Linked DNA regions of Homo sapiens: region 2 is linked to region 1. A link is a contact called in ENCODE Hi-C or POLR2A ChIA-PET data. All regions are on one chromosome and are shown on one strand. The core of a region is the stretch at or near the end of the contact, and the rest is flanking DNA. Distances in the headings are between cores, read along the strand shown.

Region 1 (3,396 bases), core at 1-2,500:
AGACAAGGTCAACGGCTGTGCTCTGGAGCGCCCCCCATGGGCTTGGACCATGCTGAGGTGGGGTGCTGGGCCCAGGGGAGGCTCACTCAGCCATGAGGTCTGCCTGAAAGACAGGGCCCTCCGCTGCTGTTCTCTGGCCTGCCTGATTGGCCAGAAGGAGGCTCCCATGCCAGGCCAGGTTTGCACTCTGTTTTCACTGGGGCGTCTTCTGTTCCCCAAGAGGTGGCCTCATTTTCACTAAGGGAAGGACAGGATCTATTTGGTGGGACCCAGGGCAGAAGGCAGTCTCGGGGTAGAGTAACGGCAAGATAAAGGGTAGAGATTGTGGATGAAGATAGGAAAGAATCCAGAAGGAGGAAAAGAGAGAGGGGAGAGAGGCCACACACCAGAGTACACAGGGCTCTGAGCAGGTCCAAGTGGGAGAAGGCAAGGGAGGAAACAGAAAATATGTGTTCTCTAGGACGGAAGGGAGAAAGCACGCAGAAGCCATCTCTGAGCTAACCAGTGGGCCTTCCCCTGAACAGAGAATGGAGGCCTCCAGCAGTGTTGGAGCTGGTTGGGCAGCCAGGCAGGCGGGCTCCTGGACCCCAGCAGGGTCCTCTCCTAACTGCTGCTGTTCCACTCCCAGGTCTGTTTCTGGCTTCTGGGGTCTCTGTCCAGGGAGGTAGGCTGGAGGTGTTTCCTTCCTCCTCCTGCCCATCCCCCCGTCTCCCGCCTCTGTAACCGTCACAGGAAATGGCCTCACCAAGCCCTTGAACGACAGCGCATGGTGAGGCGACAGCTGGGGGCAAGACAGGAGGCATGGAGGTGGTGGGACCATCTCCTCTTGGGGGCAGTCCCTATCTCCCAGAGCCAGGGTCACAGTGGGCGAGGTGGCGGGGGTGTTGAATCACCAAGGCAGCAGGGACGGAGGTGAGGGGACAGAATGGGCCTGGCACAGGTGTGAGTGGTAGAGCGAGGGTCTCTGGTAGCAGAAAAGGTCCCTTCAGCCTCTGCTCTCCTTGTAGCTCCCTGTGGCTTCCCTGCTCACCCCCGTCTTGGGGACATCAGGTCTGTGAGCACCCATACCCCAGCCAGGCACTGTGGCGCCCCACTCGCCCTCCCGCACTCCCTCCTAGAGATGCCCTCTTATATCCCCGGAGTTCGCACCCCCCGGGGCCACAGGACTCCCAGTCCCCCCTTCAGATACTTACTGAAGCAGCTGTGGCCCCCAGGCTGCCTCTTGCCAGCTGTCTGTCTGTCTGTCGGTCTGTCTTTGAGGGCTGAGAAGGCTCCAGGAAGCCAGCTTCCTCCCTCCGCCCCTCCTTGCTGCCACCCACGCACACCCCAGCTGCATTCTGCCCTCCTGTGCCTGCTGCCGCTGCCACCAGGGGTCGGCTGCCTCCCGCCTGTGCCCTTCTGGGGCCCAAGGCCCCGTTCCCTGGGAATGGGTGAGGGGCCAGGCCTTCCCGACCATCCTGCTTTCCCCAGCTTCCAGACCCTCTCCCCTCTTCTGTGTTTCTCCTCTGGGTCTTTGTCACATCCAGCCGCTGCCTACTTGCTGGGCACAGCTCGCCTGACCCCCAGCTCTGTGCTGTCCCACAAAGAACCCAAGGCTCTCCTGCTCAACCTGACCTTGGCCGGAGGCTTATTTCTCCTTCTCTGCTTCTGCCCCACAGCCCTCTCCCTCAAGGCCCTCTCCCTCAAGGCCCTCTCCCTCAAAGCCCTTGCTGCTTCAAGCCTTGGGAATTCATGGCCAAGCACAGACCACATCTTCCCAGAGCAGATGTGGCACAGACTCGGGGTGGGGAAAAAGAAGAAGCAAGAATCCATGCCTCACAATGTGAAGGAAAGGGCCGGGGCCAGGCCAAAAAGGTCGTCTCCACGCCTGTGCCACGGCCCAGCTCTCCACAGCCCACGGCCTGAGTGTAGGCCAGCCCAGCAGGAAGCAGATAGCAGAGTCCACTTGTGGGAGGGAGTCCGAGGGGCTTCCCCTGGGCCCTCAGCCCCCTGCAGGCCTCCTCCCAGAACCCTGACATCTACTTAGAAGACTTACAGACAGTGGACAGTCTCTGGCCCTCACACCAGGGGACTCCCATGTCCTCTTCGCTGCTGGGGTGCCTGGATGCCTGGGACCTGAAGGGTGGCCCCCAAGTCCAAGACTCCTCTGCCCACTGCCCCTGCCTGACCTTGGCAGGCTCCTTGCGGGCCAGCAGCCCAGCCGGTTCATGCTCGCTGCACGCCTCCTTTTACCTTGTAACATTTCAAACGCCCTTCCCTTCCCGGCCCCCAACATGCACAATCCACGTCCTCTTTCTTCCTCCCACTTCCCTGATTCAGCTGTCAAATGGTGACAGCAAAAAAGAAATGAGGTACCCTAGGCACAGGGGGTAGGCATGCCGGAGGGGGTGGTCGGGAGGGGGCTGGCCTTCTGCTGGCCCCTTGAGGAGGAGGGTTGAGACGAAGAACAAGAACAGCCCCCAGAGGCTCAGAAGGCCTCCCAGCACCCGCCCTTGCTCTTGGCAGTGGGGACAGGGGCTGGCTCTTTTTTGAGCCCCTCCATGGCCAGCTGATCCTGGCACCTCCTTCCCTGCAGCCTGCGTTCCTCTCCGGAGTGGGTGGGTTTCCCTGAGGAGGAGGCCGATTAGGGCTGGGAAAGGGGTTGGTTCCCGTGCTCAGGACAGACTGGAGGGAAGCAGGAACCTGGGAATCCCTAACATGCTTGCGAGCAGTGACCTGGAGACTGGCCTCTGCCTCACCCCCCACACCAGTCAGTGTTTCCACTGGTGGGTAGTGGGGGCCCTGGGGACACAGGAGGGGGCAGGTGGGGGTTGGAAAGAGGGCCCGGCTCTGAGCCTATGCTGATTGTTATCAAGAACAGGAAGCTAGGACACCACAGGGGTGGGAGGAGGAAGCGGCAAAGCCCTCCCCACACAGGTCTGCCTGGTCCCCCCAAGTTTCCAGGGTCTGAGCCCTGTTGGCTGTGAGCCCACCCCTTTCCCCCACAGACTGAGGCCTAGCAGTGGCTGGACAGTTGGAAGCTGAGCTTCACAGCAAGGAAGCTGGGAGCCAGGCGATGGGGAAGATAGTTGGGGTTGGGGGTGGGGGTAGTGGCTGAGCATTAGGCAAGACCTCTCAAAGATCCCCTGTTCCCTCTGGGTGGATGTGGGGTAGAGGGGACAGTCACTCCTTGGCTCCTGCCCACTCCTTCTTCCCCTGTGCTTAGGGATACCTGGACATCCATGGAGGTGTGTGGCCAGAGCTCATGAGGGCTGAGGATGCCAACTGCAACCTCAGATGGCACAAGACATGCGTCATCGCCCTGCACCTCCCCCTCCCCAGCCTGGCCTGGTGACTTGGGACGCCCCTCTCTGCCCTCTCTGGAGTGGACTCTGTCCCATCCGGGCTGTTGGAAGG
Region 2 (3,396 bases), core at 474-2,973, 180 kb before region 1:
GTTCCTGGTATTCCCAGGAAGAAGTAAGGCTATAAGGGGAAATAATATAATTCCTAAAATCTTTTTTTTTTTTTTTTTTGAGACAGGGTCTTTCTCTGTTGCCCCAGCTGGAGTGCAGTGGTATGATCATGGTTCACTGCAGCCTTGACCTCCTGGGCCCAAGCAATACCCCTACCTCATCCTCTGAGTAGCCAGGACCACAGGTGTGCATCACCACACCCAGCTAATTTTTTAAAATGTTTTTGTAGAGAGGGGGTCTCCCTCTGTTGCGTAGCCTCATCTTGAACTCCTGGGCTCAAGCGATCCTCCTGCCTCAGCTTCCCAAAGTGTTGGGATTACAGGCGTGAGCCACCACACCCAGCCTAAAATCTTTTACCCTTTAGCTAAGGATGACATCCTCTTCCTCTGTCAATATTTAACTAGAAGGATCAGGCTAGGCATCTCTTCGTTGTGCTCCCCAGCATCCTTTTCTTCCCGTATCAAGCGCAGCACGTGGAAGTGTCGTGACCTGTTTTCTTGTGCGTCTGCTAAAATGTGAGTTAGGCTATGAACACCATAGGAAGAGGAATTGTGCCGGACTTATTCAAACTGTACCCCAGGCACTTAGCTTAACAACTGGTGTCTAGCAGATACTCAGCAAAAGTGCATTGCATCGAAGACTGAATAATTTCAAGATAGGAGTATTCAACGTCTAATATGTACCAAGCGCTGTTCTCAATGCTACAGAAAAGCAGGTTTCTAAGGTTTCTGGAGTTAAACAAAAAACCCTGACATTGAACTTACATGGAATATTAAAGTCATTATCTACCATAAGCATTATTTCATGAAATAAAATAATTTCAACTCTACAAAACTAGGAAGCACAGAACGGAATACTATTTCCCTTAATGAAAAACTCCCTACATTGTTCTTTTTAAAAATCTCATTTCCTAGCTGAACGGTAAAAACATCATCATTGATTAGCTCCTATTCATAGAAGGCCCATTGCAACCCACTGGTACAGAAGAGAAACAAAGTATTCAGCGGAGAATACCCTAGCTCAATAAGCGGTACAATACAGTAAGGGAAATAGAAGTGACATGCGATGGACAGCCAGGCCTTAAATTGCGCGGTGCTGATTCCTGTCCCTTAACCCAACAATAGAAAGATAGGCGTGCCTGGAGTTGCTGGGGGACGAGGCTCGATCCAGTGTGAATTCCGTGAAGTTGTGCAGGGTTTCACTGTTTGCTGAGTGTGTTAGACAGGTTACCTGGTAGAGTTCTCACATTACTTCGTGAGATACACAGATATTATGACTCTATTATACTGGTGCAGAAAAAGGCTCGGGAAGATTCATGTTTCTTGTGCGACTTGCCCAAGGTGACACACAGTTCTAACAACTGGCCTATCGCAGGGTGTGAGATCTGGAACTCAGACCTTCCCAGCCAGGGCTCAGTCCACGCCACTGCCTAGATGAGGCAGCAGGAAGGGTCAGCAGAGAAGGGTGCCCCACCGGGACGACTGGAACACCTCAGTAGGATATGGGTGGGCAAACGTGGGCCACACGATCCCACCGGCCTCTTTTGTCCTAAGTCCCGAGGCACGGGTGCAGCTAGAAGAGTGGGCGGTAAAGCGCAGGGAGGGGATGCGGTCGGGAGCAGATTTCGGGGGCGGGGCCCGCGCGGCGGGGGCGGGCCCGCGGCGCTCGGGGCGGGGCTCCCCTCGGGTTCGCGGCCCGGCCGGTGAGCAACGGCTCTGCGGCCATGGCGAGCGGCGAGCATTCCCCCGGCAGCGGCGCGGCCCGGCGGCCGCTGCACTCCGCGCAGGCTGTGGACGTGGCCTCGGCCTCCAACTTCCGGGCCTTTGAGCTGCTGCACTTGCACCTGGACCTGCGGGCTGAGTTCGGGCCTCCAGGGCCCGGCGCAGGGAGCCGGGGGCTGAGCGGCACCGCGGTCCTGGACCTGCGCTGCCTGGAGCCCGAGGGCGCCGCCGAGCTGCGGCTGGACTCGCACCCGTGCCTGGAGGTGACGGCGGCGGCGCTGCGGCGGGAGCGGCCCGGCTCGGAGGAGCCGCCTGCGGAGCCCGTGAGCTTCTACACGCAGCCCTTCTCGCACTATGGCCAGGCCCTGTGCGTGTCCTTCCCGCAGCCCTGCCGCGCCGCCGAGCGCCTCCAGGTGCTGCTCACCTACCGCGTCGGGGAGGGACCCGGGGTGAGTGCGCCCCAGACTGCGCCCGCCGCTGCCTGCCTGCCCTTCCGGCCCCCAGCCGCCCTGCACCCTCACCTACCCCACCCGGGAGGAGGGACAGGGAGGACCCTTCCAGAGCGTCCCTAGAGGGGCCTACTCCCCGCGCGCCGCCTCTAGGCCTCCTCCCCTTGCTTCCTCTTTTCCTCCCGGGCTGCCTGGTTTCCTTCTGGACTTCCTCCAGCCACTGGGCGGTGCATCCTTCACCCTTTCCGTCCTTCCGCGTCTCCTCCCTGGCCCTGGAGGCTTGTCCAGATTGCGCCGCATTCCCGCTCATCGCACACTGCCGTTTCTAACATTTTCCGTGGCTTTCTAGATGACCTGTTGTTCATGCACTTCACTTAGTGCCCTCTTGGACTTTTGGGCCGAGGTACCTGATTATCAGCCACCTTATCTCTGCTTTATGGTGGCTCTAGAATTAGCCAGATGTTGATCTAGCTCTTTGTTCTGTGTTGCCTTCTAGTTCCACGGTTAAAGCTCTTATCTTTGTTTTTGTTTCCTCCTGTGAAGTCCTGGATTTGATTAACGAAAGAATTTGAGTAAAAGTGAGAACTGGAATTAGGGTGCTATAAGCATTATAATAATTTGGCCTTCTCACTGTTGGTTAACTCTTTAATTTTTTTTCGGGACGGGGCAAATATTGGAAATAAGAGGATGGAGTTATGTGGCTTATGTCTGTAAGAGTCAGAAAATCCTTCCTGGAGAGTCCTTAGGCTGTGGCTGCCAGTTATCTCTCAGGTAGAGTTGGTTGCAAGTTTCATAGTAAACTGCTTGCTTACAGTTTAATCTTTTATTTATTTATTTGAGGCAGAGTCTCACTCTCGTCCAGGCTGGAGTGCAGTGGCAAGATCTCGGCTCACTGCAACCTCTGCGTCGTGGGTTCGAGCGATTCTCGTACCTCACCCTCCCTAGTAGCTGGGACTACAGGCGTGCGCCACCACACCCGGCTAATTTTTGTATTGTTTAGTAGAGACAAAATTTCACCATTTTGGTCAGGCTGGTCTCGAACTCCTGACCTCGTGATCCGCCTGCCTCGGCGGCCTCCCAAAGTGCTGGGATTACAGGCGTGAGCCACTGCGCCCGGCCCACAGCTTGGTTTTATACATTAGGGAGACATGATACATCAGTCAGTATATGTAAGAAGTACATTGGTTGGGTCTGAAAAGGTGGGACA

What was found. Hi-C counts contacts between places; a loop is a spot of excess contacts on that map. ChIA-PET counts read pairs that join two places held with the same protein, here RNA polymerase II (POLR2A). Pooled maps may share reads with other maps.
Region 2: a map of B cell shows a loop between it and region 1 (2.6-fold over the local background). The contact joins the promoter of RNPEP here to the promoter of PTPN7 in region 1. A Hi-C loop is called at or near these places in 1 of 168 maps with a recorded cell type or tissue (B cell), 1 of 37 single-sample maps with no recorded cell type and 8 of 50 pooled maps. POLR2A ChIA-PET finds 5 or more read pairs at or near these places in 7 of 52 experiments (A549, GM12878, HEK293 and 4 more).

The regions. Positions count from the first base shown.
Region 1 is chr1:202,159,352-202,162,747 of GRCh38, forward strand. PTPN7 (protein tyrosine phosphatase non-receptor type 7) reads right to left here and starts at 1,251. Exons shown (of 10, transcript NM_002832.4): 1 at 1,194-1,251; 2 at 1-103. The coding sequence starts at 51. RefSeq lists enhancers at 1-11, 112-201, 462-541.
Region 2 is chr1:201,980,925-201,984,320 of GRCh38, forward strand. RNPEP (arginyl aminopeptidase) reads left to right here and starts at 1,724. Exons shown (of 11, transcript NM_020216.4): 1 at 1,724-2,189. The coding sequence starts at 1,743. RefSeq lists an enhancer at 1,360-1,419 and a silencer at 1,630-2,309.